Linked DNA regions of Homo sapiens: all the other regions are linked to region 1. Evidence: chromatin contacts called from ENCODE Hi-C or POLR2A ChIA-PET data. All regions are on one chromosome and are shown on one strand. The core of a region is the stretch at or near the end of the contact, and the rest is flanking DNA. Distances in the headings are between cores, read along the strand shown. Region 1 holds the start of PARL (presenilin associated rhomboid like). Region 2 overlaps MCF2L2 (MCF.2 cell line derived transforming sequence-like 2). Region 3 overlaps KLHL6 (kelch like family member 6). Region 4 has its middle 24 kb from the start of KLHL6.

The links. A loop is a pair of places that touch in the nucleus more often than their neighbours do. ChIA-PET counts read pairs that join two places held with the same protein, here RNA polymerase II (POLR2A). Pooled maps may share reads with other maps.
Region 2: a pooled map shows a loop between it and region 1 (9-fold over the local background). The contact joins the enhancer-like site here to the promoter of PARL in region 1. A Hi-C loop is called at or near these places in 1 of 168 maps with a recorded cell type or tissue (endothelial cell of umbilical vein), 1 of 37 single-sample maps with no recorded cell type and 14 of 50 pooled maps.
Region 3: a loop to region 1 is called in a pooled map, with 3 times the contacts of the local background. The contact joins the enhancer-like site here to the promoter of PARL in region 1. A Hi-C loop is called at or near these places in 3 of 168 maps with a recorded cell type or tissue (MCF 10A, dorsolateral prefrontal cortex and posterior cingulate gyrus) and 12 of 50 pooled maps. POLR2A ChIA-PET finds 5 or more read pairs at or near these places in 2 of 52 experiments (both activated T-cell).
Region 4: a loop to region 1 is called in a map with no recorded cell type, with 2.0 times the contacts of the local background. The contact joins the enhancer-like site here to the promoter of PARL in region 1. A Hi-C loop is called at or near these places in 1 of 37 single-sample maps with no recorded cell type and 2 of 50 pooled maps. POLR2A ChIA-PET finds 5 or more read pairs at or near these places in 1 of 52 experiments (activated T-cell).

Annotation. Positions count from the first base shown.
Region 1 is chr3:183,882,061-183,889,038 of GRCh38, forward strand. It overlaps PARL (presenilin associated rhomboid like), which reads right to left and starts at 2,820. Exons shown (of 10, transcript NM_018622.7): 1 at 2,662-2,820. The coding sequence starts at 2,786. It overlaps MIR4448 (microRNA 4448), which reads left to right and starts at 4,740; the gene lies at 4,740-4,825. It also overlaps the pseudogene RPSAP31. RefSeq lists silencers at 2,580-2,739, 2,850-3,000 and enhancers at 2,950-2,999, 3,040-3,269.
Region 2 is chr3:183,377,986-183,384,963 of GRCh38, forward strand. MCF2L2 (MCF.2 cell line derived transforming sequence-like 2) reads right to left here. Exons shown (of 30, transcript NM_015078.4): 3 at 1,312-1,426. Among named protein-coding and RNA genes, the nearest start is that of MCF2L2, 47 kb to the right of the region's middle. Within about 2 kb of position 3,291, at least 4 of the 41 ENCODE cell types and tissues checked have a DNase peak (open chromatin) inside an H3K27ac peak, as active enhancers do.
Region 3 is chr3:183,511,932-183,518,909 of GRCh38, forward strand. The region is part of intron 2 of KLHL6 (kelch like family member 6); the gene reads right to left. Among named protein-coding and RNA genes, the nearest start is that of KLHL6-AS1, 33 kb to the right of the region's middle. RefSeq lists enhancers at 1,442-1,491, 4,399-4,678, 6,685-6,978. Within about 2 kb of position 4,345, at least 8 of the 41 ENCODE cell types and tissues checked have a DNase peak (open chromatin) inside an H3K27ac peak, as active enhancers do.
Region 4 is chr3:183,576,456-183,583,433 of GRCh38, forward strand. No RefSeq gene overlaps it. Among named protein-coding and RNA genes, the nearest start is that of KLHL6, 24 kb to the left of the region's middle. RefSeq lists an enhancer at 3,546-3,795 and a silencer at 4,466-4,760. Within about 2 kb of position 3,621, at least 6 of the 41 ENCODE cell types and tissues checked have a DNase peak (open chromatin) inside an H3K27ac peak, as active enhancers do.

The DNA of each region.
Region 1 (6,978 bases), core at 1,570-4,069:
CATCATGGTGGTGCATGCCTGTAATCCCAGCTACTCGGGAGGCTGAGGCAGGAGAATCGCTTGAACCCGGGAGGCGGAAGTTGCAGTGAGCTGAGATCGTGCCACTGCACTCCAGCCTGGGAAACAGAGCAAGACAATGTCTCTAAAAAAAAAAAAAAAAAAATATATATATATATATATATATTTATATATATATATATATATATATTTATATATATATATACACACACACATATATATACACACACATATATACACACATATATACACATATATACACACACATATATACATATATGCACATATATACACACACATATATACATATATATGCACATATACACACACATATATATAGAGAGAGAGAGAGAGAGAAAGAGAGAGACTATCATCTCAATATAAACTTTCCATACAAACGGCAAGTTTTTTAAAAATATAAAATGTTAAGTGTTACAATTCAACTATTTTCTTCCCTTGGATAGTTTCATATAACTGGCAAATTAAACAGGTTTCCACTTTCAAGCCTCAAACCTTGGTAACAGTAAAGTTTACAAGGAGCCCAAATAAGATTTTTTTCCCCTTTTGTGTAAAAGGCCAGATAGAAGATATTTCGGTCTTTGTGGACTACTGAAATCTGTCACATATTACTATTTTTGTTTTACAATCCTTTAAAAATGTAAACCATTCTTGGCTGGTGGGCCGCCTTGGGCCTGCAGTAGTTTTCAGACCCTAGTATCACCACCTAGAGTGCTTGTAAAATGCAAATTCCTGGTCCCACTTCAGGCCTATTATTAATACATCAAATGACACGGATTGGGTCATTCTTCTGCACGCTAATTTCAAAGCCATAAGAAGTCAACATATAGCTAATAAAGGTTATATATAAGGTAAACTGATACTATTAACTTTAAGAACTTATTACCAGAGGCAAATGCTCTATTTCAGGCCTACATTCTCATGTATATTTTTTATGCAACCACGAAAATGTCATTTTCAAACTTTCTATACAAATGGCAAGCTTTTCAGACATTAAATACTAATCTTCAACATTTCATGTGTTTCTGGTTCACTGTTTCAAATGGTCTTTATACTCAATTTTTACTAGAGGCTCATTAGTTTTCTTTTGCTTCCCCTTCCTAAAACCAATACGGTGATGTGTACATAAATCTTAAATGTTTAACACACTTCCTGTTGCTTCCTAATACACGTACAGTATTTATTTATTTTACATGGAGTCTCACTCTGTTGCTCAAGATGAAGTGCAATGGCACGATCTCGGCTCACTGCAACCTCCGCCTCCCAGGTTCAAGCCATTCTCCTGCCTCAGGCTCCCGAGTAGCTGGGATTACAGGCGCCCGCCACCATGCCCCGCTAATTTCTTGTATTTTTAGTAGAGACGGGGTTTTGCAATGTTGGCCAGGCTGGTCTTGAACTCCTAACTTCAGGTGATCCACCTGCCTCAGCCTCCCAAAGTGCTAGGATTACAGGCGTGTGAGCCACCACGCCCGGCCAGTATTAATCTTTTCTTTCCCCCTTAAACCATGCAATCTCAAATGGGATTACCACCTCCATCTGTCCTCATTTTCCACCTCCCCAGGAGTTTAAGATTAGTGCCTGACAGATCTATGTTAGTGTATGAAGATACAATGTATGTAAAGTTTTCACAAGTCCCTGATAAAATTCACCTGGAATGCTTGTCGGACATATAGGTTCTTCCACTCCACCCACCCCTCTCCTGATTGTGATTTGGGAGGACTGGGGTGAGGCCTGGGACATAAAATCCATACAAACTCTTCAGGTGATCCTTGAGATTAGGCAATGGCTCCGCCACATTAGAGCCTCGATTATTTACCACTGACTATCCCACGTGTTGATAAACAATGTTTCTTATCAGCAATCAGGTGGATTCGAGGCACCCATCTAACCAAGTCAGAAATTGGAAGGAATGAAGTTTTGAACAAAAGAGGAGGAAAATTTTCAAAGCCAAATGCACATCAGATTCTTAAACAGGTGAGGAATTTCTCTCTTCTCTCTCAAATTAGAAATGAATTACTGTGATGCAAAAATCAGCAATACTGATCAACCATACGCTTCACACTTCTACTCGGAAGGTTCGGCAGTTTTCTTTCCAAATCAACCGGAAACGAAATCTTCCACTGTCTCAATTCAACAATAAAGCCTCTCCTACGACTTTGCCAGACACAAAGTGATACCTTCCATCAGACTTCGTCCTCCCTTAGATCACAAGCTAAAGAAGGCGACTGGTTGTAATGGAACACAACCTTTATAATTAGATGGAAAAAGAATAAAAACCGCCATTCTGCCAGCTGTACTAACTTCTTCACTTCAGAAACTGGCTCAACAGTTTCCACTCGCGATTATGAAGTGTGGCACGCAATGAACCCTCAGCTTAGTTCCCCTTCCAGTCACGTCCTTCCCAATGGGAAAGGAGAAAGCGCAGGCTCGCGGGGGGCTGGGCTGGGCAAGGGGAGCGAGAAGCGAGGACTGGACGGAGGCGAGAGAGGAGAGAGAAGGGGCAGGTAAGGTGAAGGGGGTGAGCTGGGGCCAGCACAAGAGGCCCAGACGGCCTCCGCCCCCGAGGATACACGGCCAGAGCTCAGGGACCAAGAGGCGAGAAGACCAGAGCGCGGCGGCTATTACCTGCGTCCGAGGAGCTGCGGCGGGGTTAGGACCGCAGTGAGCTCCTCGCAGCTGCGGCCGCCCACCGACGCACCCCACGCCTGGCCGCAGCCCCAGCCTCTCTGCGCCCAGCCTCGCCACGCCATCTTCCCAACCTCTGCCCCACCATGGCCCGACCTTACCAACCCCAGCTGCGCAACTACTTCCGGGGCGAAGGCAACACCATAGAGCACGAGGAGCAGTCTAGAGCGCCCCCGCGCGGCTGAGCGGCAGCCGAACCAGCCACGGTGCCCGGACGACTGGCTGGCGCCCTTCTGTCCCACCGCTTCCCCTCCCACTGCTCAGCTGGCTCCGGGAGCGACCTGCGAGAGTGGCCCGGCCTCCCGGCATTTGCAGATGAGGAGGATGGGGCCAGAGCGAAGAGGGACAACTGTCATTTTTTCGAGTAACGGCACATACCAGGCGCTTTGCCTAAGATCGCATTTAATCGTCACAGCACTGCTAGAGGTAGATGTCATCACTGTTTCACTTTGCCTCTGGTCAGAGGGGATAGGACTTGCCCGGAGTTGCAGGGCTGGTCCCTAGAGGAACCAACGTGGCAAGCCAAGTTTTCTTAAATTACTACTTTTTTCTGCATCTCACCACTTCGTGTTATTCTGTATGCCTTTAACAAAGTCCAAGCCTATCGGGCGGGGTGGCTCACCCCTTTAATCCCAGCACTTTGGGAGGCCGAGGCCGGCGGATCACCTGAGGTCAGGAGTTCGATACCAGCCCGGCCAACATGGTGAAACCCCGTCTCTACTAAAAATACAAAAATTAGCCGGGCATGGTGGCAGGGGCCTGTAATCCCAGCTACTCAGTTGGCTGAGGCAGGAGTATTGCTTGAACCTGGGAGGCGGAGGTTGCAGTGAGCCGAGATTGGACCACTGCACTCCAGCCTAGGTGACAGAGCGAGATCCGTCTCAAAAAAATTACAAATACAAATACAAAAATTAGCTGGGCGTGGTGGCGCAAACCTGTAATCCCAGCTACTCGAGAGGCTGAGGTGGGAGAATCACTTGAACTCGGGAGGTTGCAGTGAGCCGATATCGTGCCAGCCTGGGCAACAGAGTGAGACCCTTTCTCATAAATAAATAAGTAAATAAACACAAAATCCAAGCCTGAAATGAAAAGCGGGCTTTCACTTTTTCATAATCCATCCCTCAACTACCTGTCAGTTAGCTTGATTCCCTGCCATTCCATTCCCCCCGACCCTAGCTGCAGCCATACAGTCATTGGCCATTACTCAAAGGCACCATCCGCGTTCCCACTGCTGAGCATTCATGCTACCGTTCTCACCACTTGAAACATCTAACCGACTTGTCCTTCAGGTCAGCCTCAAGTGTCACCTCTTCCAGGAGGCCTTTCCCAGACCTCCACTCCAATTTAGATTCCCTTCCTTTGTACTCACATACCGCTTTATGCTTATCTCTGCAATAGCACTTCATTCATTCCATAAGCTCTTATTAAGCACCTACAGTGTGTCAGGTGATATGTTAAACCTGGGGATACAATTGAGAAGACACTATATCTGACCTCACAAAGATTCTATTGTATTGGGGGAGAAGGCTCTGTAGGAGTCTAGAGAGGGGGGATATAGCCCAATTGAAGGAAGGGGCATGGGAGGCTCAGGGAGAAGGCTTCCCAGAGAAACTGATAGAGGTCACCAAGAGAAGAGGATTGAAGTGTTCCTCAGAAAGAATAGCATTTGTGATGTCTCCCAGCGCACGACTTGTTTGAAAAACTAAAATAAATTCACGCCTTTTCCACACAACCCAGAGAGGGGCCCATACGGCATTGTTCTAGATTCTCTGTGGGCGGCAAGCCATCCAGGTGCCGAGGCAAGAGACCAAGGGCACGAGCTGTTCCAGTATAATAAAATATATAAAACAACAAGAGTTATACTAGATCTAGATCATAGACGTGATTATATATGAATATCATTAATCATCAGTTTGTAGCAATTATTCTTTATTCCAATATTATAATAATCCTCGCTCTATAATCATAACCTAGGAAAAACCGGGCCATACAGAGGCAGGAGCTGAGGGGACATAGTGAGGAGTGACCAAAAGACAAGAGTGCGAGCCTTCTATTATGCCCAGACAGGGCCACCAGAGGGCTCCTTGGTCTAGGGGTAATGCCAGCGTCTGGGAAGATGCCCGTTGCCAAGCAGACTGTGGTCTAGCGGTAGCATGTCAAGGAAAAACACCTGCTACTTAGTAGTCCCTGGGGGAGTTTAGAGAAGACTCTACTCCTCCACCTCTTGTGGAGGGCCTGACATTAGTCAGGCTTTCCCGCAGTTATCCGGAGGCCTAACCGTCTCCCTGTGATGCTGTGCTTCAGTGGTCACGCTCCTAGTCTGCCTTCGTGTTCCATCCTGTACACCTGGCTCTGCCTTCTAGATAGCAGTAGCAAATTAGTGAAAGTACTAAAAGTCTCTCATAATGGTGTAAGTTGTTTCTCTCTTTGTCTCCTCTCTCTCTCTGCCTCGGCTGCCAGGCAGGGAAGGGCCCCCGTCCAGTGGACACGTGACCCACGTGGCCTTACCTATCATTGGAGATGGCTCACTCTCCTTATCCTGCCCCTTTGTCTTGTATCCAATAAATATCAGTGCAGCCTGGCATTTGGGGCCACTACCGGTCTCCGTGTCTTGGTGGTAGTGGTCCCCCGGGCACAGCTGTCTTTTCTTTTATCTCTTTGTCTTGTGTCTTTATTTCTACGCTCTCTCGTCTCTGCATGTGGGGAGAGACCCACCGACCCTGTGGGGCTGGTCCCTACAATTCTCATTGTAACTTAAAGGGAAACTTTCACAATGTCTAGAGCCCTTGATGTCCTGCAAATGAAGGAGGAGGATGTCCTTAAGTTCCTTGCAGCAGGAACCCACTTAGGTGGTACCAACCTTGACTTCCAAATGGAGTAGCACATCTGTAAGAAGAAAAGTGATGGCGTCTACATCCTACATCTGAAGAGGACCTGGGAGAAGCAAGAAGTTTCTGCTGGCAGCTCGTGCCATCGCTGCCTTTAAAAACCCTGTTGATGTCAGTGTCATGTCCTCTAGCAATACTGGCCAGAGGGCTGTGCTGAAGTTTGCTGCTGCCACTGGAGCCACTCAAATTGTTGGCCGCTTCACTCCTGGAACCTTCACTAGCCAGACCCAGGCAGCCTTCAGGGAGCCACGGCTTCTAGTGGTTACTGATCCCAGGGCTGACCACCAGCCTCTCACAGAGACATCTTATGTTAACCTACCTACCATTGCTCTATGTCACACAGATTTTCCTCTGCGCTATGTGGACATTGCCATCACATGCAACAACAAGGGAGCTCCCTCAGTGGGTCCGAGCTGGTGGATGCTGGCCCTGGAAGTTCTGCGCGTGTGTGGCACCATTTCCCTCGAACACCCATGGGAGGTCATGCCTGATCTCTACTTCTACAGAGATCCTGAAGAGATTGGAAAAGAGGAGCAGGTTGCTGCTGAAAAGACTGTGACCAAGGAGGAATTTCAGGGCAAATGGACTGCTCCAGCTCCTGAGTTCACCGCTATTCAGCCTGAGGTTGGAGACTGGTCTGATGGTGTACAGGTGCCCTCTGTGCCTATTCATCAGGTCCCTACTGAAGACTGGAGTGCTCAGCCTGCCACAGAAGACTGGTCTGCAGCTCCCACTGCTCAGGCCACTGAATGGGTAGAAACAACCACTGAATGGTCTTAAGCTGTTCTTGCACAGGCTCTTAAGCAACATGGAAATAACGTTGATGGAAAATACACATCAGTTTCTAAAAAATAAATTCACTTTGGTTATATCAGAGGTGTCAAGTCTGGGATTTGATTTTACCCTATTTGCAAGCTAAAAGATTGGATGTTGGCAAAAGACAGGAGACTCCTGGGTCAGAGACAAAACACTTTATATTACCACGGCATGTTCTCCAAGTCCCATGGTGGCAATGCCATGAGCCAAATGGATGAAGAACATGCAGTGGATTTGCATCTCAACCAAAGAATACTGAGCCTGGGGAATCTACTGTTTAATAGTGAGTTTTTATAGTAAACAAGCGAACAATCTTGAAAGGTAGAGATGTTTTCCTCAAGAGCAAAGGGCAGTTGGCTTATAACCTTGGAAGAAAGATAATATCACCCTAGAGAGCACAGGCTTGTGTGCTGCCTATCATAAAAGATTCTAATGCCATGACGGGGCATAGGGGCTCATGCCTGTAATCCCAGTATTTTGGGAGGCCGAGGTGGGTGGATCACTTGAGGCAAGGAGTTCAACGCCAGCCTGGCCAACATGGTAAAACCCCATC
Region 2 (6,978 bases), core at 2,041-4,540, 500 kb before region 1:
CCATAACCTTCTCTGAAGAAATAAGATGGGCAAAAGAAAAAACTAAAGAAAAAGGTGTAAAAGAAAAAACATATTTTTCAAGTGGGTTTGGTTAAAGCAATCAACTTCCTAATCTCCACAAGTGGTATCAGACGCCAGGCAGCCTCTCAGTCACAAAGCTGCTGTTTACCTCTAAATCATAGAAGGCAGGTGGAAAGCAGGCAAAATACCACACACCTGGCCACTGTGTACATTCTAAACCACACTATAGTCAAGGGAGGGGTGGGGGCTCATAAGCAATGCAAACCCATGGAGGGAAGGCCTTTCCCAACCAAGTCTTCTCTGCTGGAGGTGGACACAGCACTGCCTAAGGAGGGGGTTTAGACCCCGCTCTGCCCCGGTCTGTGAAATGGTGGTGACCAATGTGGACTCTGCCCACACTCCATCCCCTCGAAGACCTGGGCCCATACCGATTTAAGCGGCATAAAGAGTTGAGGCCCAGGCTGGAGAGGGTGGAAGAAGATGCCAGAAAGCATTTCTATCATGGGCTCAGCTACAAGCACAGTTTTTTTCCCTGGCCTTGTAGTTTCCTTGCTCTGTGCCTTAGTTTCTCCATCTGACAATGCAAATGACAACAATCTGCCCCTAATTTTCTTATTTCGGAGAGAGAAATAACTCCTGACACAGTTGGAGTTCCCTAAACAAGGGTCATGTGTCCTAGACAACGCGACCCAGGAAGCCAGAATAACCTTTAGCTAAAGCAACAGCCTAGGCCGGGCACGGTGGCTCAAGCCTGTAATCCTAGCACTTTGGGAGGCCGAGGCAGGCGGATTACTTGAGGTTAGGAGTTCGAGACCAGCCTGGCCAACATAGTGAAACCCCTCTCTGCTGAAAAAAAAAAAAAAATACAAAAATTAGCTGGAAATTGCTTGAACTCGGGAGGCGGAGGTTGCAGTGAGCCAAGATCGTGCCACCGCACTCCACCCTGGGCAACAGAGCAAGACTCCATCTCAAAAATAAAAAATGAAAATAAAGCAATAGCCTAAGGAACAAAGGCAACACAGCTGCTCAGTTTTCCATCCACCCGACCATGTTTACTCTGTCCCTCCTGTGTGCACAAGAGAGTCAAAACTGAGGCTTGTTTGTCATTGTTTTCCAGTCCCTTTCCACATTCCTTGCTCGTGACTGATGGGTGACAGAAGCCAGCTGGGTTATTATGCATACCAGGGTACACCATGCTCATGGAAGTATATGTCTCAACCCAGCCCTGCCACATGGGAAGTGTGGAATAAAGCCAGTGCCTAAGGCGGCAGGACACTGTGCTCAGCTCACCTGGGGATGCTAGTCAGGTAGGTCATGACATTCAGGAAGTCTTCATCTGGGATGTGTTTGAACCCCGAAAACTCTGGGAACGTGATGATGGGGGCGCCATCCTCCCCTCGGCCTCCTGCAACAAAAACAGGTGGTCAAAATGTTAGCAAAATGTTGTCCTGTCACACCTCTGCAGGGAAGTTGGGCGAAAGAATATCGGTCACCTCTTTTCCTACCTATATTATCTCAGACTAGAATTTGGGAGAAGTTAACACAGTTATTTTGAACAAGTCTCTCTTCTCATTCATGCTGGCTCCATGGCATTGTAAGAATTCAATTTTTGAATCCTTTGAAGAGAGTTACTGTGTAAAAGGAAATACTGATTTAATTATTCAGCATAGGTAGAATAGTAAATAATGCCAACACAAATATGTAATATTGCTCTTCATTTTTGTAGTCAGTAAATGTCAAAAGTAATATTGCATGGTGGTTAAGAGAGTTAACGCTAAAATCAGACAGCCTGGGTCAAATCTGCTTTGCCACATTGTTGCTATATGATTTTTGGCAAGATACTTAATGTGTTTCTTTCATATTTATATATACATATATATGTATGTATATATATAGATATATATGACCTACCATTTTATTATATAGGAATAATGCTTGTACCTACATGGTAAGGTGAGGATTAAATGACAGCACAAATGAGAAGCACCTTAGCAGGGTGCTTATTATATAAAACTGCTCAAAAAATGGTGACCATGATTATAATTATTATTATTACAAGGAAGCAATAATCAGCTTCCCTTCAAGAATTTATAAATAGTAATTTAAGATATCCCTGTGAAAGTAAAAATATGAAAATTCACATTTAATTCAGAGCAGAGACCACCAAATTCAATAGATTCTATTTCCCAGTCCCCTTGCAGCTGCATGGAGCCATTTGACTAAGTTCTAGCCCCACAGTCCCCAAACTGTGTCGCAGGTAAGCAGGGAACCACAGTAAATTCATGGGAGCACTGTGACTGTTTTAAATTTTTGAGGGAAACACAGTGACAGTTGACATCTGTCAGACACCATATGCACTACTACTACCATATGAACTACTTGAGGTAGTTCCCTATTTCTTTTTCCTTTTATTGAGACAGAGTCTCGCACTGTCGCCCAGGCTAGAGTGCAGTGGTGCAATATCGGCTCACTGCAACCTCTGACTCACAGGTTCAAGCGATTCTCCTGCCTCAGCCTCGTGAGTAGCTGGGATTACAGGCGTGCACCACCATACCCAGCTAATTTTTGTATTTTTAGTAGAGACGGGGTTTCATCACGTTGGCCAGGCTGGTCTCAAACTCCTGACTTTAGGTGATCCACCCGCCTCGGCCTCCCAAACTGCTGGGATTACAGGCATGAGCCACCACGCCCAGCCCAGGTAGTTCCCAACTTCAACATCAAATTGCATTATATTCTTGCAGATGGTGTTGCATCTTTATAAAGCTGGGGGTTTGGTACTTGCTGGAATAAAAAGCAAAAACAGTGTGCAAATCAATGTGGAACAAGACATAAAGGTGGTGATATCTAGTTTGATTGCAAGGTTTAAGATAGTTGTAGTTATTTAAGAATAAAAATGAGAGAAAAAATAATATTTTAATTTATATGTATTATTTTTTCAAACAGCTACTAAGTTGTTAGGACATAGATACATATTAAGTTGTTTGACATGTTAGTTATTGCTTTTGGCCTAGGGGGGCCATGAAAAAAAGACTGAGATGCTAAGGCGCAGAGAATTGAGAGGGTTTGGGAACCTCTGCCCTAGCCAGTAGTATAGGAGCTTAAGCTGCATGCACCTCCCAAGTTATGTCCTTGAAGAGAAACCACTTGAAGAGGAATCATGGCTCTCAAGGCAAGGCCAACTACAAATGACTGAATGTATTCAACATATCTGAGACACACATATCAGTGTGGGGTGTGGTTAGTGGGGACTGTGTGATTAATGAGGATGTGTGGTCCACGAAGAAACTATAGAAGAGGAGGACTCAGAGGAGCAAAGGCGGGCAGTGTACAGCCAATGCTATTCTAAGGAGAGAGGGCCAGCCCACTCTGAGAGTCCAACCCACGTTACCAGTCTATCTGATGACACCACTGTAAGATCATCCAGCCAACTCTCTGGTGCTGACTCCAAGCCTGATAAGAATCTTCTGTTTATAATCTGATTTTCCAAGTAAATTGTAAACTTGTTTCAAGAAAAGGAATGTGTTATTGAGCAAACATAAGTATATTATGTAAAGAATAAGTTAGCGCTGTGGTTTTTCTGCATGAGTCTCTTGTGAGTGTTGTTAATATGGGTCTTAGGTGCTCAGAAACCAATTGCTGTAGAACGAAACCATGTGAGATTTGTCTGGATGGTCAGTCATCCCTCCACAGAAGGTACCTCTTTATTAATCCTATATGTTTACTCTAAATTTCCAAAGATGAGATCTACAGATTAGATGTTTATCAAGACAAGTATATTGAACTACCTCATTACAGTGACTGATGAGGATATTAACAGCTTTCATCTAATAATATTCTTCCTCTTTGCAGTTTCACAACTATGGGAAGTTTCAGAGAAATGTGCATTCAGAGAATTTGCGTCTTTGAAAAGCTAAATTAAGATGCATTATAACACTGTAGTAATTGCATAATCAACATTTGCTGAGGGACTGGCTAAAACATTTCAAGGAACTGAAATACCCTAAAATATTCACTAGAATGTGATTATGCCATTTAATTTCACCTTTTATTATTATTATTATTATTATTATTAGATGGAATCTCGCTCTGTCACCCAGGCTAGACTGCAGTGGTGTGATCTCCGCTCACTGCAACCTCCGCCTCCCAGGTTCAAGCAATTATTGTGCCTCAGCCTACCGAGTAGCTGGGATTACAGGCACATGCCACCACGCCCAGCTAATTTTTGTATTTTTAGTAGAGACGGGGTTTCACCATGTTGGCCAGGCTGGTCTCGAACTCCTGACCTCAACTGATCCGTCTGCCTCGGCCTCCCTAAGTGCTGGGATTACAGGCGTTGAGCCACCACACCCGGCCAATTTTACCTTTTTATAGTTGACTGTATTAAAGCCATCCTCACCTAAATGAAAAAAGGTGAAGTTTTCTTCTACCTTGGTTACTACCAATACTGAACAGCAGAGAGGCCCTAAGGTTAACTGTGCACACCCACCTACTGTTGAATATTAGTCTTAAGAGGCAGAAGCATCAAGGAAACAGAGCTGGACTTAACTGTGGGGCAACCTACAACATGGCATCTAGTGCCACCTTCTGAGGAAACGCGGTAATGCAATAGGAAGAAAGAATAATTATTCCAAAGTCCAGTGCATTCCTTGAATGCAAGGAATACAAACAACCCCAAATTATTTGGTACTAAGTAAAATGATAACTTAAAATAAACTTTACTCCTCCTACTATGATTTTGTACCTTTTCATTAAGTGAAAGACAAATAGTTTTAGTGCAGAAAACATTAAGCGCTTGGGGTACATAAGGTGATTGCTGAAAGGGCCCTGGTGATAGCTGGCATGAAGGCTTCATGCACAGGTGAATTGAGAATACAGGAAATCCTACAGGAAGATGGCAAAGACCAATGATGGGGAAGGTTGCAAAGCATCTTCCTACTGCTCTTTGCCTTCCAGTATCTATTTTCCCTTTCTCCTCTACACAAGGTTTTAACTGGGGAAATGGCAGAACCATTCCCTGGTAAGCACTTTGGAAATCTCAGGGCCTAGGATACTAAATGACCCATTCTCCATAATAAAACAAAGAATTGCCCCACATGCTACGTGACTTCCAAATGTCTTACCAGAGGCTTAATTTAAGTGAAAAATCCATTTAAAATGCTCTGAACCTAGACTCTGTTTTTACAAATAATCATAAAGAATTTTTATATTTATTTATTTATTTTATTTATTTATTTATTTATTTTTTGAGATGGAGTTTCACTCTTGTTGCCCAGGCTGGAGTGCAATGGCACGATCTCGGCTCACCACAACCTCCGCCTCTCGGGTTCAAGCGATTCTCCTGCCTCAGCCTCCCAAGTAGCTGAGATTACAGGTATGCACCACCACACCCGGCTAATTTTGTATTTTTAGTAGAGATGGGGTTTCTCCGTGTTGGTCAGGCTGGTCTCTTAACTCCCGACCTCAGGTGATCCGCCCACCTCGGCCTCCCAAAGTGCTGGGATTGATTACAGGCGTAAGCCACCATGCCCGGCCAAGAGGTTTTTTTTTAATCTTAATAAAGTCACTCCAGGTATCTGATCACCCCACCACATCCCAGCATTTGCACCCATCACATTTTTGGTGACTCCAAATTGAGGGGCAAGCACCTCTTTCATTATTCTCATGTAGCTAGACATGCATGTGGAAATACATACTATTGAAAGATATGTTACTTTACTATAATTAGTTTCCTTTGATTCCTCCTTTACAGTTCCTTATATTTTATTTTTTAATTTTTAAAAATATGTGCATAGGTAGGTGTGGCTGTTCACCTAAGTTTTCCCTTCCTGGGCATATAGCTACACTACATTTCCCAGCTTCCCTTGCTGTTAAGTTTGTTCAAATGACTGTGACAAGTTCAAGTCAATGGAATGTGCTGTATGCTATCTCTGAGCTGAGAATTTTAAGAAGCACTATGCTCCTTCCATGTTCTCTTAGCCTGTCTGCTCCCCAGACACGCATAACAACAATAAGAACCAGAAACTCAAAGGAGCCTTCATTCCTGAACCTCCACATGGAGAAAAGTTGTCTGCTGACCAGGAACATACATGCAGAACTGGTAAAAGAGTAAGAACTTAATTTCTGTTATGTGTGTTTTGAAACCGCCTTTTCAAAATCATGACTGAGACAGTGAAAGGGATCTAACTTAACCCACTCCATCTTGCTTCTAACATCCAAGCTCTCCTTGTTCATTCCTGGGCGTAGGCTGAACTAACTTTGGGAGAAATTTAGTTTAGTTTAAACAAACATGGTAACAGCCCTTTCCTAAAGCAGACCTCCATCTTGCCTGGGGATTAGATTGCCTTTGTAGGACTAATATTAGCCACAAGATTAGAAATGATGGTTTAGGAGTCATGCAGCTGGAGGCTGCAAGGTCCTGACCCTCCCTAAACTGCTCCTAAGATCAGTGCTTGAGATATTTTGCAAACCCTGCACTTGATGGATCAGCTGGCACCATCCAGATCAATAAATGGGTTTACCTGATCTGTGGCCCCCCGCCCAGGAACTGACTAAGCACAAGAAGACAGGTCCGACTCCCTGTGATTTCATCTCTGGCCAATCAGCACTCCTGGCTCACTGGCTTCCCCCCACCCACCAAGTTATCCTTAAAAACTCTGTTCCCTGAATGCTTGGTGAGACTGATTTGAGTAATAACAAACCTCCAGTATCCCACACAACCGGCTCTGCATGAATTACTCTTTCTCTATTGTAATTCCCCTGGTTCTGTCTGGGCAGCAGGCAAGGTGAACCCCTAGGGTGGTTACAGTTGGAGCTCTATACTCTTTGGAGTATATTCGTTGTAGTTGTTGAGCCCACCCTTGCAGATATAGTATCTATAAATTTTATGTTAGGATGGCAGAGGGCAATACAAATCATTTGTTATAAAAAGGAGATATTCAGTCAAACATGACTGAGAAC
Region 3 (6,978 bases), core at 3,095-5,594, 370 kb before region 1:
GCAAAGTTGCAGAAGGCCTGAATTCTGCCTCAGAACCCCATGTCTGCTGGTCTCAACTGCCGGCAGCTCTGCTCTTTGCATGAGCAACCGTGGAAACAGTTGTGAACAAGGCTGCTAACACCTGTTTAGTCGTTGGCAGATTTTCAGTTCAAAGACTAAAAATATGCAACAAAGACCAAGCCTCGTGAGCCCTCAGAACTGGACACCAGAACCCTATCTGGCCCTGTTCACAGAGACATCTATGAGAGCTGAAAGGAAACTCACTTAAATGGTAGCCCCCAGTGCAAAATACCACGATCACCATGCCAGCGTTTGCGTGAGGGGAAGAGGAGAGGAAAATTAAGTAGATATTTCTAGGAACTTAGACTACTCTGGGAGGCCACATAAGACCTGATAACAGTAGTTGTTTCTATTGGTGATAATGAAACAATTATTATTCATTTGAGGTGCAATAATAGTTTCATGTTTATGTTTAAGAAGAATCCTTATCTTTTAGACATAACTGAAATATTTGCAGATAAAATGAGAAAAGCACTTCACAAATCATATTATGTACATTATGATATTTTTTTTTTTTGAGACAGAGTTTTGCTTTTGTTGCCCAGGCTGGAGTGCAATGGCATGATCTTGGCTCACCACAGCCTCCGCCTCCCGGGTTCAAGAGGTTCTCCTGACTCAGCCTCCCAAGTAGCTGGGATTACAAACATGTGCCACCACACCCAGCTAATTTTGTATTTTTAATAGAGATGAGGTTTCTCTATGTTGATCAGGCTGGTCTCGAACTCCTGACCTCAGGTGATCCACCCACCTTGGCCTCCCAAAGTGTTGGCATTACAGGCATGAGCCACCAGGCCGGGACTATGATCCTATTTTTATAAATAAATAAATAAATATATATATAAAATAAAGTCATAGAGGCCAGGCACAGTGGCTCACACTGTAATTCCCATCCAATTTCAGGGAAGAAAGGGAGAATTACTTTACCCTCTTCACCACTTCCTATCCTCTCCAATTGTGTGTAAGAAATACCTACCTAAAATAGACCAACTTTCTCATTTATAGAGAAAATACTAGAAGGTAACATACAAAATGTTAGCAGTGGTTATAGATAAAGTTATTAATTTTTTTAGAGTTTGTTGTATGACAACTTTACTATACTGAGCATGAACATTATAAACTCAGGAAAAAATACGTAAAATAAACACATTATTGTGATTTTTAAAGGACGCAATGAGAAAATAAAAGGTAAACACTAAAAGAGCACTTACTATAGGCCAGACTCTACATACTAACTGTAAGAGTTACTCAATCCTCACCACAATGCCATGAAAAGGGTATCTATTATCATCCCTGAGGAAACCAGATTCAGAGAAGTAATTTCCTCAGAGACTTACAGTTAATAAAAGATAGAAGCAAAGTTTGGACCAGTCATCTCTGATTCCAAAAATGCATGTTTTTTATACTATTTCAAGCTGCTGCAGGTCACAAAATGTGTGTGGGGGACAAAGGCTTGGCAGATGCCAAACGTCATTTGCACACGTCACTGGGTAGCTCAGATGACCTGATCTGCCCTGACACAGGAAGGACTAGCCAACAAGATGCCGGTTCCTATTCCTGCTTGGTGGCTGTTGATGAGCAAAGAAGGAAACCACAGAGGAGAATCAAATCAAGTACTGAAGCTCACATTTGTTAGAAGAAGCATTGATCTTCACTCCACCTGGCAATTCATCCATCCAGCTACCTGTGTATGGACCGAATGTGAATTGAGCATGTATTTCTTTTTTTTTATTTTACTTTAAATTCTGGGACACTCGTGCAGAATGTGCAGGTTTGTTACATAGGTATACGTGTGCCATGGTTTGCTGCACCTATCAACCCGTCATCTAGGTTTTAAGCCCTGCATGCATTAGGTATTTGTCCTAATACTCTTTCTCCCCTTCCCCTCCACCACCCGACAGGCCCCAGTGTGTGATGTTCCCCTCCCCGTGTCCATGTGTTCTCATTGTTCAACTCCCACTTATGAGTGAGAACATGCGTTGTTTGGTTTTCTGTTCCTGTGTTAGTTTGCTGAGAATGATGGCTTCCAGCTTCATCCATGTCCCTGCAAAGGACATGAACTCATCCTTTTTTATGGCTGCGAGCATCTATTAATATTATGTAGGAGGCTCCCAACTAGTGCTGGGTGTACAGAGGTGAGCAGAGACAAAGCGCCTGCGCTCATTGAAGCCGACAGACCAGTGGAGGCAGCAGACGCTAACCAAATAATACAACACGGAGTGTGGAAGGACACTTGAGATAAATGCTATGGACCAGAGTCCAGGGACTCCATTGCCTGAAACCAAGGACAGTCCTACCCCCACCCCTTCAATCTTCCACAATCTGGCTGTCAGTCATCACCAGGAACCTCCCTTTCAGAACTCTAGCCACAATTGCACCCATCTCCTCACCTCCTCCAAGCAGTCCTGGAGCTGCCCTGTTGCAGTGCCTTTCCACGCTCCTGCCATCTCTCGGCCTGAGCTGCCTTTCCTCATCATCACCATCTGTTATGATCCTACGCGCCTCACCCAGACAAGCCCAACTCCAGAGCCCAACTTTTTAAGGAAAGACTCAGGATAGCTCACCCCATTTTCAACAGAGAAATCCCCCTGTAAGTTTACCTCAAGAAGAAGGAAGACATAAATATTATAGCCATGACTCTATCCACACAGGGCTGTTTTCTTTCTTTTTTTAAATTTAATTTAATTTTTTTTTTTTGAGATGGAGTCTCTCTCTTGTTGCCCAGGCTGGAGTACAGTGGCACGATCTCGGCTCATTGCATCTTCTGCCTCCCAGGTTCAAGTGATTCTCCTGCCTCAGCCTCCCAAGCAGCTGGGACTACAGGGGCACGCCACCACACCTGGCTAATTTTTTTGTATTTTAGTACAGATGGGGTTTCACCATGTTGGCCATTCTGGTCTCGAACTCCTAACCTCAAGTGATCTGCCCACCTCGGCCTCCCAAAGTGCTGGGATTACAGGCATGAGCCACCATGCCCGGCCAGGGCTATTTTCTTGATTCAGAGTTATTACATCTGGGATCAATGGATCGATCCAGAAAGTCTGTGAACCCCTACAATAGTATGTGAACATTTGCACATGTGGCATTTTTCTGGGAACTTAGTTGGCAGGGGACAGGTGAGTTACTCCCTGGTATCCTTCCACCTAAGTACAAAACCAACACAAGAGAGAGAGCTAAGTCAAAAGATCCAGAGAGGAAGAGAGCCAGAGTCTTGACTAGACGGTGCTTGGAACCCCACCTCTGGACATTTAAAATTCTGGGTCAATAATTGTTTAAGGGCTGGGCACAATGGCTTAAGCTTATAATCCCAGCACTTTGGGAGGCCAAGGTAGGAGAATCAATTGAGCCCAGGATTTCAAGACCAGCCTGAGCAACATAGTGAGACCTCGTCTTTACAAAAAATGTAAAAATTAGCCTGTTGTGGTGTTGCATGCCTATAGTCCCAGCTACTTGGGAAGCTGAGGAGGGAGGATTGCTTGAGCCTGGGAGTTCAAGTTTGCAGTGAGCCATGATCACACCACTGTACTCTAGCCTGGGTGACGGAGCAAGACTCTGTCTCTAAAAAACTAAAAATAAAAAGGAAAAGAAGAATTGTAGAGAAATCCTACCTATTCATGAAGTTCATTCTTAAAAGCTACTTCTTCCTTGACGGCTTCTCCTATTCCCCAACATGGAATCCCTCCCTCCTCTGTGCTCCACTGGGCACCTTGCTTTCCCCTTTTGTGGAGCACCCAGAGTACTAAGGTCAGTTGAGACAAGCATCTCAAAGCAGCTTCTAGGTCATACTTGGGTATTTATTTCTAGCAGCATCTAGCAGAAAGTCTGGAAAAAGAAGAGAAAGAGGGACAGAGGAAGGACATATTTATCACTTAGTATGCACCAAGATCTGTGCTAGACACATTCCCAGTCATTATTTCACTTAACAAATAAATTTTATTTTTTAACAAGTGTATTTTATTTAACAGGTAAAAAAGGGAAGGTGTTAGAATTAGCATTTGTATAAAGGAGCAAATAGAGAATTCAAAGAGCGATGCAAGTTCACACTGCTAGGAGGCAGTACAGTTGATGCTCCAGTCAGCATCGTGGTGCCTTTGTAACTTGTTGCATTGTTGAGCTAACAAAATGCCAGGAGAGTCTGAAGAGGCTTTATGAGGACAGAGGCAGGTGGGGGATCTCCAAGTTGCCTAAGTTCCTCCAAAATATACTTCAATAAACACTTTTAGTGTGAGGGGTGTAGGGCAACATCACATGATCCCAACCAATGGCTGGGAAACTGATGATGCGCAGGGCAATCATGGGAACCAGAAATGGGTTTCTTTTAAATATGCTTTTGCTTCTTCACATTCAAGATTATTCAAGACTTCAAGGTAAATTTTCTGTCTCGGCCTGTCCCGATGACACATGAACTTGTTTGTCAGAGCTGAGAGATGACAGATAATGGCAAAAGACAGCCAGCTTCCTGTTTGGGGGGACATGTGAGCAAAAGGTTGCAGCCAGCCACCTGACTCTCAAATGAGGAGACTAAAAATACAATCAAAGAAACCACTTGAGACGTGGCTGCAGTTCCCACAAGAAGTGTCTGCCTCCAAGAGAAAGCACTGCCTGTTCCTCATCTCCACTGCCCCTCCTCTGCTTCCCCATGACGTTCTCCAAAATCTGAGGTCCTAGGGGACTTCACCCATGTGACTCCATGTCTCCCTCAAGGTGCCTTCAAATCCACTTCAGAATCACTGAAGTCCTATTTTAGTCCACATCAGCAATTCTGTTGATCATGGTGTCCAAGTGGCTTTGGCGTTATTGCAAAGGGTCTATAAAGACATTGATATTCTTACCTTCAGCTCCGACAAATCAGCATGTGTGAAGGTGTGATGAGATTAATAACATTTAAATTTATTTCAAAGTATTTCTGAATTCATTGTAATTTTTGTTGTTGTTTTTTGAGACAGAGTCTCATGCTGTCACCCAGGCTGGAGTGCATGGTGTGATCTCAACTCAATGCAACCTTCACCTCCCGGGTTCAAGTGATTCTTGTGCCTCAGCCTCCCGAGTAGCTGGGATTACAGGCTCGCACCACCACACCCAGCTAATTTTTATATAATATTTTTAGTAGACACAGGGTTTTGCCATGTTGGCCAGGCTGGTCTCGAACTCCTGGCTTCAAGTGATCTGCCTGCCTTGGCTTCCCAAAGTGCTGGGATTATAGGTGTGAGCCACTGTGCCCAGACAATTGTAAATTTTTTGTCAAAACTTTTCTTCTCCAGCAATAGACACTAAAAGTAAAGTTCCTCTCCTGTGAGGTCTGTGTTGGTGTTTAAAAGGGGTCTTCATGCTAAAAATTTGTGAATTACCATTGATTCTAATCTTCCATCCTCACCTCTCTTCCCCTCTCCCGGGCGATGCTCCAGCTCCGTTCCCGTGGCAGTATGTCTCACAGTCCCCCAGGAGGGGCATTCTCTGCTCCCTCTAGCCACTCCTTTCAGTCCTTGCTCTAGACTTGGCTGAGAAACCTGCTGGTTCCTGGAAGCCTCATGGAGTGGGCAGAAAAGGAAGGAACTAAGACCTGCAAAAGACCTGCTCACTAAGGCAGGGCAGGTGTTGAGGGACTGAGGCAACTGTGGAAGTGGACTGGGGAAAAGACCAGCAGTGTGGCAAGCTTACAATTGTGTTCAATCAGCAAACAGCCCCTGAGTTTCCAGAGAAGACGGTGGTGGCCCCAGCAGGCTAGCAGGGCACAACAGGCAATACATGTGACCCACATATTCAAGGGGCAAGTGGCATGGCTGGGGCTCAGTGATTCAGCCCAGCAATGAGGTAAGGACCAGGGAGAAACACTGTTGTAAAGATTAAGTAGAATGATTGCATCTCGGACATGATTGATGCTCAGGGTGTGGTTTGTGTGTGTGTGCGTAGGGCACAGGAGCAGGAATGGAAGCAGAAGACAAGTGCTGAGAAGCAGCCCCGTGAACACAGGCAGCTGCAATAGGTGGGGTGGTGGGTAGAGAAGGCTGAAACAAGTCCACTTCCAGGTTCTCTCTGCCTGGAATACTTTTCTCCCAATCCTACTGCCACCATCCTATGAGGTCCAATTCAATGTCCCCTCCTTTCTGCCCTGGGCTCTACTTGGTTTGCCCAATGGCCTGGAGGCTCATTGAGAATCTTTCAGGGATAGTGGAGGGAAGTGGATATATGGAGTTGGAAGTTCTGGGTTTACTTGAAAATTCCACCCATAGCTCCACCACTTGATGAGCTGAACACTCTCTCTCTCTCAGCTAGTTTTCTCATCTGGAAAGTGCTAAGAACATAAAACTCACCTCGCAGGCTCACACTGATGGTTCTACCTAGCCTGCTCGCCCACAGAGACATGGTCAACATCAAATGGGATATGTAGGGGACAAAATTGCTACAAAAATGTGATCTGTACTCCACATTTTTAATCTTTATATTCTCCTGACAGCTTCTCACAAAACACCTTGCACTTAGAACATGCTTAGTAATTTGTGGTAGTTAGGGAGCAGTTAAAGTCAGAATCTGGTAGCGATATGGATTTTCATTACAATTAAAAACCCCACACCCCACTTCCTGTATTTTACAACCTATAGGCAGCAACCGAGCACAGGCTTACTCAGGGAAGGGGTGATAGAGCAGGCAAAAGAAGATAATTCTTGGCTTTTGAGTTTCTAAATAGACTTTCAGAACTTAAACTAGAGAAGTGGTTTTGAAAGAAATACCAGTTAGTGGTAAGAACCTACCCCTTCCAGCCTCAAAAGCCAGAGTCCTAAAGAGTCTGGGTACAAAGTTTATACCAAAACAGGAGACGTGAGAGAACGGATGACAAAGCAAGAGTCAGCTTTTCCCACCCTGGAGGCAATAAAGATTCCCAGGCAAGGAAGAGGGACAAGAGAGAGATTGTCTAACAACAGA
Region 4 (6,978 bases), core at 2,371-4,870, 300 kb before region 1:
TTTAACAGTGAGAATTTAACACAGAGAATGCTTAGCTAGGTAATAAAGAATGAACGATGTAACTGAAAAAGCAAAAAGAGAACAATAAGCTATCACAGAGGTAAAAACTGCAGGAAGCAGCTTGTAGGGCTGAGAGAACAAAGGGAAGAGGTTGCCGTTATTAAGACTTAGAAGCTCAGAGGGGAGTCCCATGGGACTGAGACACAGACTTCTGAGGATGAGGTACCGGCTGGCTGTCAGCCATCTCTTCAGAGATGCAATGAGGCTGGCTTTGCCAATTGGAAAAACTGCAAGCTGGATTGAACTGCTTCTGCTAGACTGAAGAAGCAGCATTGCTGGATGATAGTGACAGGCACAGGAAGTCAACCAGAAATAAATGGAAAGCCAACGGGAAAACGTCCCTTCTTTCTCATCCAGTCCTGCAACCTCCCTCTAATGGTCCTTTATTAATAGAGCCTAACAGGAAGAAGGGGACAAAGGAAAAATGCAGTTTGCAGAGTTCCAGCCCCTGCATCACACAGCCAAATATAGAAGAGTGGGAGACAAGTTTGAAGCTGAGGGACAAGAGTTTCATCGCTGACACAGTGCTCAATAATTGTTAGTTATTCTAATAATCACTAGTATCAGAATTTTATTTCCATTACACACATTTTTATAATATAATGAGGGCAAGGTACAGTCAATTATTTAAATAATTGAACACACATACAGGATCACTGCTAAAGCTGAACTAATGGCTGGCAGGCTGGAACAAAACCATGTGGCAGGTCATTTGTCCACTGATACACAGCAATGTATCGGTGGCCTTCGAAATTAACCTATGAAAAGCCACCATGTAATATGCATGTGTGATATGTACGGGGTATAAGAAAACTTAAAATTTGCAAATCAAGGAATCAGCGAGTAGTACCTCTATTTTATAGCTCAGGAAATGAGGGAGAGATTGTTCACCCAAGTCATGCAGCCAGTAAGTGGCAGAGCAGGGATTTGAGCTGAGGTCTGATTCCCTGTGCCTCTCTCTATTTCCTCTCTGTTGAATGAAGATGAGTAGCTATCCCACAGAGCTATTAGGAGGACTAAAGAAGTTAATGCATGTAATGGGTTTGGCACATAGCCTGGCATATTATAGAGAGTTCAACAAATGTTGGCCATTGTTAGAATTCCAAGCCTGGAGTTGTTTCTATCATACCAGGCTATCCCATACATGCGTTCATTGTCAAAACTTTACAGCATTTGCAGGATCGAACTGCAAAGAAGAAGAGAGATGAAGTTGGAAAAAAATGCCTTTAAAAATTCTTTTAATCGTAATCTATTTGCTACCAAATCTTTCTGAGGGCAATCATTCATTGTGGACTCTCAATTATAGACAAATACTTATTGAGTACCAGCCATATATACAGTAATTGCTGGAGACGTAACACTGAGACGGTCACAGCCCCACCTTCAAGCGTCTCATCGTCTCTTTGGGGACTTAGGCGGCAGAGATGATGCAGAGTGAGGGCTGTGATGGAGGGCATACTGGATGCTCCGGGAGCCTGTAACAGGGGAACCTGACCTAGACTCGAGGAAGCCAGAGAAAGCTTTCATGGAGGAAGTTACATCTAAGTTGAAAGCTGAAAGACATAGGAGAGTGTTAAGCATTCTAAACAAAGGGACCAACGTGAAAAAAAGAAAATGCTTAGAGGGAAGAGGGAGCAAGAGGCATTCAGAGATCTAAAGGAAGCTGATTGTGGCATGGAGGTTGGGGTGGCCAACAGGTAAAACTGGAGAGGTCCCAGAGCCTGTTCCTGAAGGAATATGTGAGCCACAGGACCCTGGGCATGAACTGGAGGGCAGTGTAGGACGCTGGTCTTTAAGAAAGCCAGTGACAATCAGATGTACACTTAAGATCTACCCTGGCTATGGTGTGGAGGATGGCTTGAAGTGAGGTAAGACAAGAGGTGAGGAAATCAGAAAGCTGCTTCCTGCTGCCCACAGATGAGAGAAGACAGAGCTCTGAAATAGGGAAGGGGCTGAGGGGATGGAGGAAAGTGAATGGATTCAAGAAATATTTAAAAGGTAGAGCTGATGGGATTCGGTAAATGATGCAACCTGGGGAGCAAGGGACAAGGTAGGAAAAAACGGAGAAATCAAGGAAAACATCCAAGTTTCTACTTTGGGCATTGGACAGATGGTGATATCCTTTACTGAAGGTGCAGGAGGCAGAGCAAGTTTGAGGAAGGAGATGATGGGTTTACATTTAGACAAGTTGAGTCTGAAGTATACAAGGGTCATCTCGATGATGAAGAACTGTAGGTAACTGGATTCTCTCTAAGCCATCACATGTCTCAGTATCCCACTTCAACTGGTGACCACGGTCCTCCTCTCTAAGCCGCAGAGCTCTCCATAAACCAACCAAGAAGTGCTTTGAGTACCACCTGTTGTCTAGATATTATTAGCCTCTCATTTTAATAACTAATAATTTTAAATTTGCTCTTCTCCAAAATTCATCCTAAGTGAGAACAGGATGTGGGTACACCCAACAGATAATTAGGTATGTACTCTCACTCGATTTAAAGAGAAACGATTGTGGCTTTTCTAATTCAATTAGGTTTTTGTTTCTTTCTTTCTTTTTTGAGATGGAGTCTTGCTCTGTCGCCAGGCTGGAGTGCAGTGGCGCGATCTCGGCTCACTGCAACCTCCGTCTCGTGGGTTCAAATGATTCTCCTGCCTCAGCCTCTTGAGTAGCTAGGACTACAGGTGCCTGCCACCATGCCCAGCAAATTTTTGTGTTTTTAGTAGAGAGGAGGTTTCACCATGTTGGCCAGGATGGTCTCAAACTCTTGACCTCGTGATCCGCCACCACGCCCAGCTAATTTTTGTATTTTTAGTAGAGGCAGAGTGTCACCATGTTGGCCAGACTGGCCTCGGACTGCTGACCCCAGGTCATCCGCCCACTTCAGCTTCCCAAAGGCATAATATATTTTTATCTTTGAAAATGCAATACATTGATAAGGTAAACCCATGTTAATTCAGAAACGTACGGAAATTTGCTCTCCAAAGTTAAATAACATCTGCTAAAGTATTTCAGTTTTCTCAGAGCCACTGAGAACTGATCAATCTCGAGGGATCCATGTGAAGGTACATCCAAGTTTTCCTTGGCCTCTCTCTATGTGGGTACCTGCTTAGGGGCTTCCCACCCCCATTACCATGTCAGGATGGCCAAAGGGGGACAATGATGCCTACCCTCATGTGGCATCATTTACTAAGGTCCTTCAATTGCCTGCTTAGATGCCACCCTTGGGCAAATTTGGGGAAGGTACCTCCAGGTGGATGTGTTAGAAAAAGGCACCCCTGGCCAGGCGCGGTGGCTCATGCCTGTAATCCCAGCACTTTGGGAGGCTGAGGCGGGCGGATCACAAGGTCAGGAGCTCAAGATCAGCCTGACCAACATGGTGAAACCCCGTCTCTTCTAAAAATACAAAAATTAGCCCGGTATGGTGGCTCGTGCCTGTAATCCCAGCTACTCAGGAAGCTGAGGCAGGAGAATCGCTTGAACCCAGGAGGTGGAGGTTGCAGTAAGCCGAGATCACACCATTGCACTCCAGCCTGGGCGACAGAGCAAGACTCCATCTCAGAAAAAAAAGAAAAAGAAAAAGAAAACGAAAACGGCAACCCTTCCTCCCCCGCAGATGCAGCCTCCCTCAAGGGTACACAGCTCAGTGGACCGATTTTAATTCCAGTCCGCCCCCTCAGCATACTCCCACAGGGGGGCCCTGCCACCCACTCCGTGGCCCACTCATTGGGTGCAAAATCCATCCATGCAGTTACATTACAGGTCTTGTAAATTAACACTCATCACTAGGGAAACCAGTTTTCTGGGAAATTAATAAGCTGTATGGAAATCATTTCCTAAGATTCCGGCGGCAGCCACAGAAACTTAAGCATGATTCAAACTCCTCAAATCTCTTCCAAGATTGCAACTTATTTCCTCCAAATAACTCTGTAACTCTTCAAAACCTGTGACTTCACCAAGCTCTCGGCAGTACAGAAATGGAAAATGAGCAGTCTCCAGTCGTGCGGTTTGAAACTAAGGCGCTGCGCCTCCCTGGATAAGTATCAAGGTCAGTGTTCCGACAACTTGCCAAAGTTCTATCACTCAGGAAGTGCAGTCTACTGGCCTTTGAGTGCCTCAGAGCTTAAGTTCCCAATAAGTCACTTTTCTCAAGAAGCAGGTCAACAAATCCCCTCATCCTAGTCACTCACTATCTTAAAATAAGCTAATCTCTATATCCTTTGACTTCAACTACCTCCATATGTCCATAAACTGGTAATGGTTCAGAGTTCAGGCATAAGGAAAATGCAGAATCTTAAGCATTTCCTCCAACACATCATTCAATAAACCTGACTTGAAATGTGGCCTGGTGTCAGCTGGAGTAGCTCTGCTCCTTTAAGGTCTAGATAAAACAGGTTGCAATCCCATTCCTGTGTCCTGTGGAAAGTCCAGGACTCTCCCTGAGATTTCTGCAAATGGGGCAGGGCAGGGAGGACTGTGCACACAGCTCCTGCAGCTCTCAGTCCCAGCCTCCTCTGCATTGAGGGTCTCCATTCTGTCCCCACGGTTGTTCCTTTATCTAGGCGCTGGTGTTATTTCAGCAGGACCAGCCCTTTCACTTGCAGGTTGCTGCTGTGAGGAGAACGAGGGAGCTGCCCCGCACCAGCTCAGACACTCCTCAGACGACTCATTCTCAAAAGTCCCTTTGCAGCTGGACGTGGTGGCTCACACCTGTAATCCCAGCACTTTGGGAGGCCGAGGCAGACAGATCACAAGGTCAGGAGTTCGAGACTAGCCTGACCAACATAGTGAAACCCCGTCTCTACTAAAAATACAAAAATTAGCTGGGCATAGTGGTGTGTGCCTGTAATCCCAACTACTCAGGAGGCTGAGGCAGGAGAATTGCTTGAACCGGGGAGGTGGAAGTTGCAGTGATCTGAGATCGTGCTACTGCACTCCAGCCTGGGTGACAGAGCAAGACTCCGTCTCAAAAAAAAAAAAAAAAAAGTCCCTTTGCAAAAACATCCAGAACTAGACATATCTCACTACCCATACCCTACCCAGGACACCCTGGCCCTGCTTGTGTCTCTCCCTCCTTCTCCTTTCCCATCTTTTCAGTCACCACCAACCCCCAAGTGCAAATTTGCCTTAGGATTTCAGATGAGCCATTCAGCTCCTCCTCCCCAAGTTACCCAGGCTGGCCTTCAAGCAAACCCTTCAAGGAACAAATGGGCTATTTATTCATTGAGCAGAGGCCTTGACTTCATAGCTGTTTTTCTCTAATGTTCATCCTCCTGAAAGACAGCTGCCATTTCAAAGAGCCATTGACTCTTTGCTTTTGCTTTTCTGATGATGATACAATGAAAATCAAGCACAATGACTTTCTTCGTCATCTTCCATAAACAGTGGAAACTGTCCCCCCGCCCAACCTTTCTATTGCAGGTGCCTGGCCTATGGTAAGTGCACTCAGCTTTTCCAAGCTTAGAATAAACTGCTGAAATTACAAATTGGCAGGTGGTTTGGCCCTACTGGTTTATAGTGCTAGCTACTTAGGTTTAAAAATGGAAAGGGGGCCAGGTGTGGTGGCTCCTGCCTGTAATCCCAACACTTTGGGAGGCCGAGGTGGGTTGCAGTGAGCTGAGATTGAGCCACTGCATTCACTCCAGCCTCGGCAATAGAGTGAGACTCCATCTCAAAATAAAAAAAAAAAAAAATTATATATATATATATATATATATACATATATATACATAAGCAGAAAGGGTTTTAGTTTAAAATCCTGGTCAGACCAGGTCACAGCCCAAGGTCTGGCAGGCCCCATTTGGTTGACAAGCTCTGTATCAGCCTGTCTCAGGAGTGCTGCTGCCTGGACATTGGGCAGCTTACAAACAGGGCAAGTGGCTGGCTTTGTTTACCCTCATGTCATTTTTGGCTGGACAGTCATTTTGCTCTTTCCTCTGATCCTTCTCTGCCCTCCCTCCCCACACATCGAAAGCCAAAAGGGAGCAGATTCTAATTTTCTACATTCTCTGAAAAAATCAAACACTCACTTTCCATGTGTGTATGTATATATACACATTCATACACATATATGCACATATGTATATGTATGCATACATATGTATGTTTGTGCATATACATACGTTCATAGACTCCTAGAGTTCATCATAGTAATATTCAACCTTGGACAGCATGTTAAAATCACCTGAAGACAGTTTTTTTGTTGTTTTTTTGTTTTTTGAGATGGAGTCTCCCTCTTGTCACCCAGGCTGGAGTGCAATGGCGCGATCTTAGCCCACTGCAAGCTCTGCCTCCCGGGTTCAAGTGATTCTCCTGCCTCAGCTCCCCGAGTAGCTGGGATTACAGGTGCGCACCATCACGCCCAGCAAATTTGTGTGTTTTTAGCAGAGACTGCTAGTCTCTGCAGTGATTACAGAGTGCTAGTCAAGTCTGACCAGTAGCAACATAACAGCATCATCTGGGATGCAGAGTCTCAGGCCACATCCCAGACCTACTGAATCAGAATCTGCATTTTAACAGAGCCCAGTAATTCGTGTGCATGTTACAACTTGAGAAGCCCCGATCTAGTCAAGCTTTCATTTGGCAGATGAGGCCCAGAGAGGCTGAGTGATTTCAGGGGTCATGCTGTTAACTGGAGACTCAGATAGGACTGGAGCCCAGATCTCTTTACTGCTATTTCCATCACATTATCATTGTTCAGATTTAGCCAATGGTTAGATATTCCTCAAAAGTTTGTCATCTTTCTCAAGTTTATCACAGCTCTCTATGATTTCCTCTGTTCACACACACAAAAAATCACATTTAAAAAACATTTAAGGTTTTATTTTCTGCTGGTAGAGGACAAAATGATTAGATGGCATGACAAAAAAAAATTGAGAAAGGCATCACGGATAGATATAAAGAAAAGATGGAAGACATTTAGC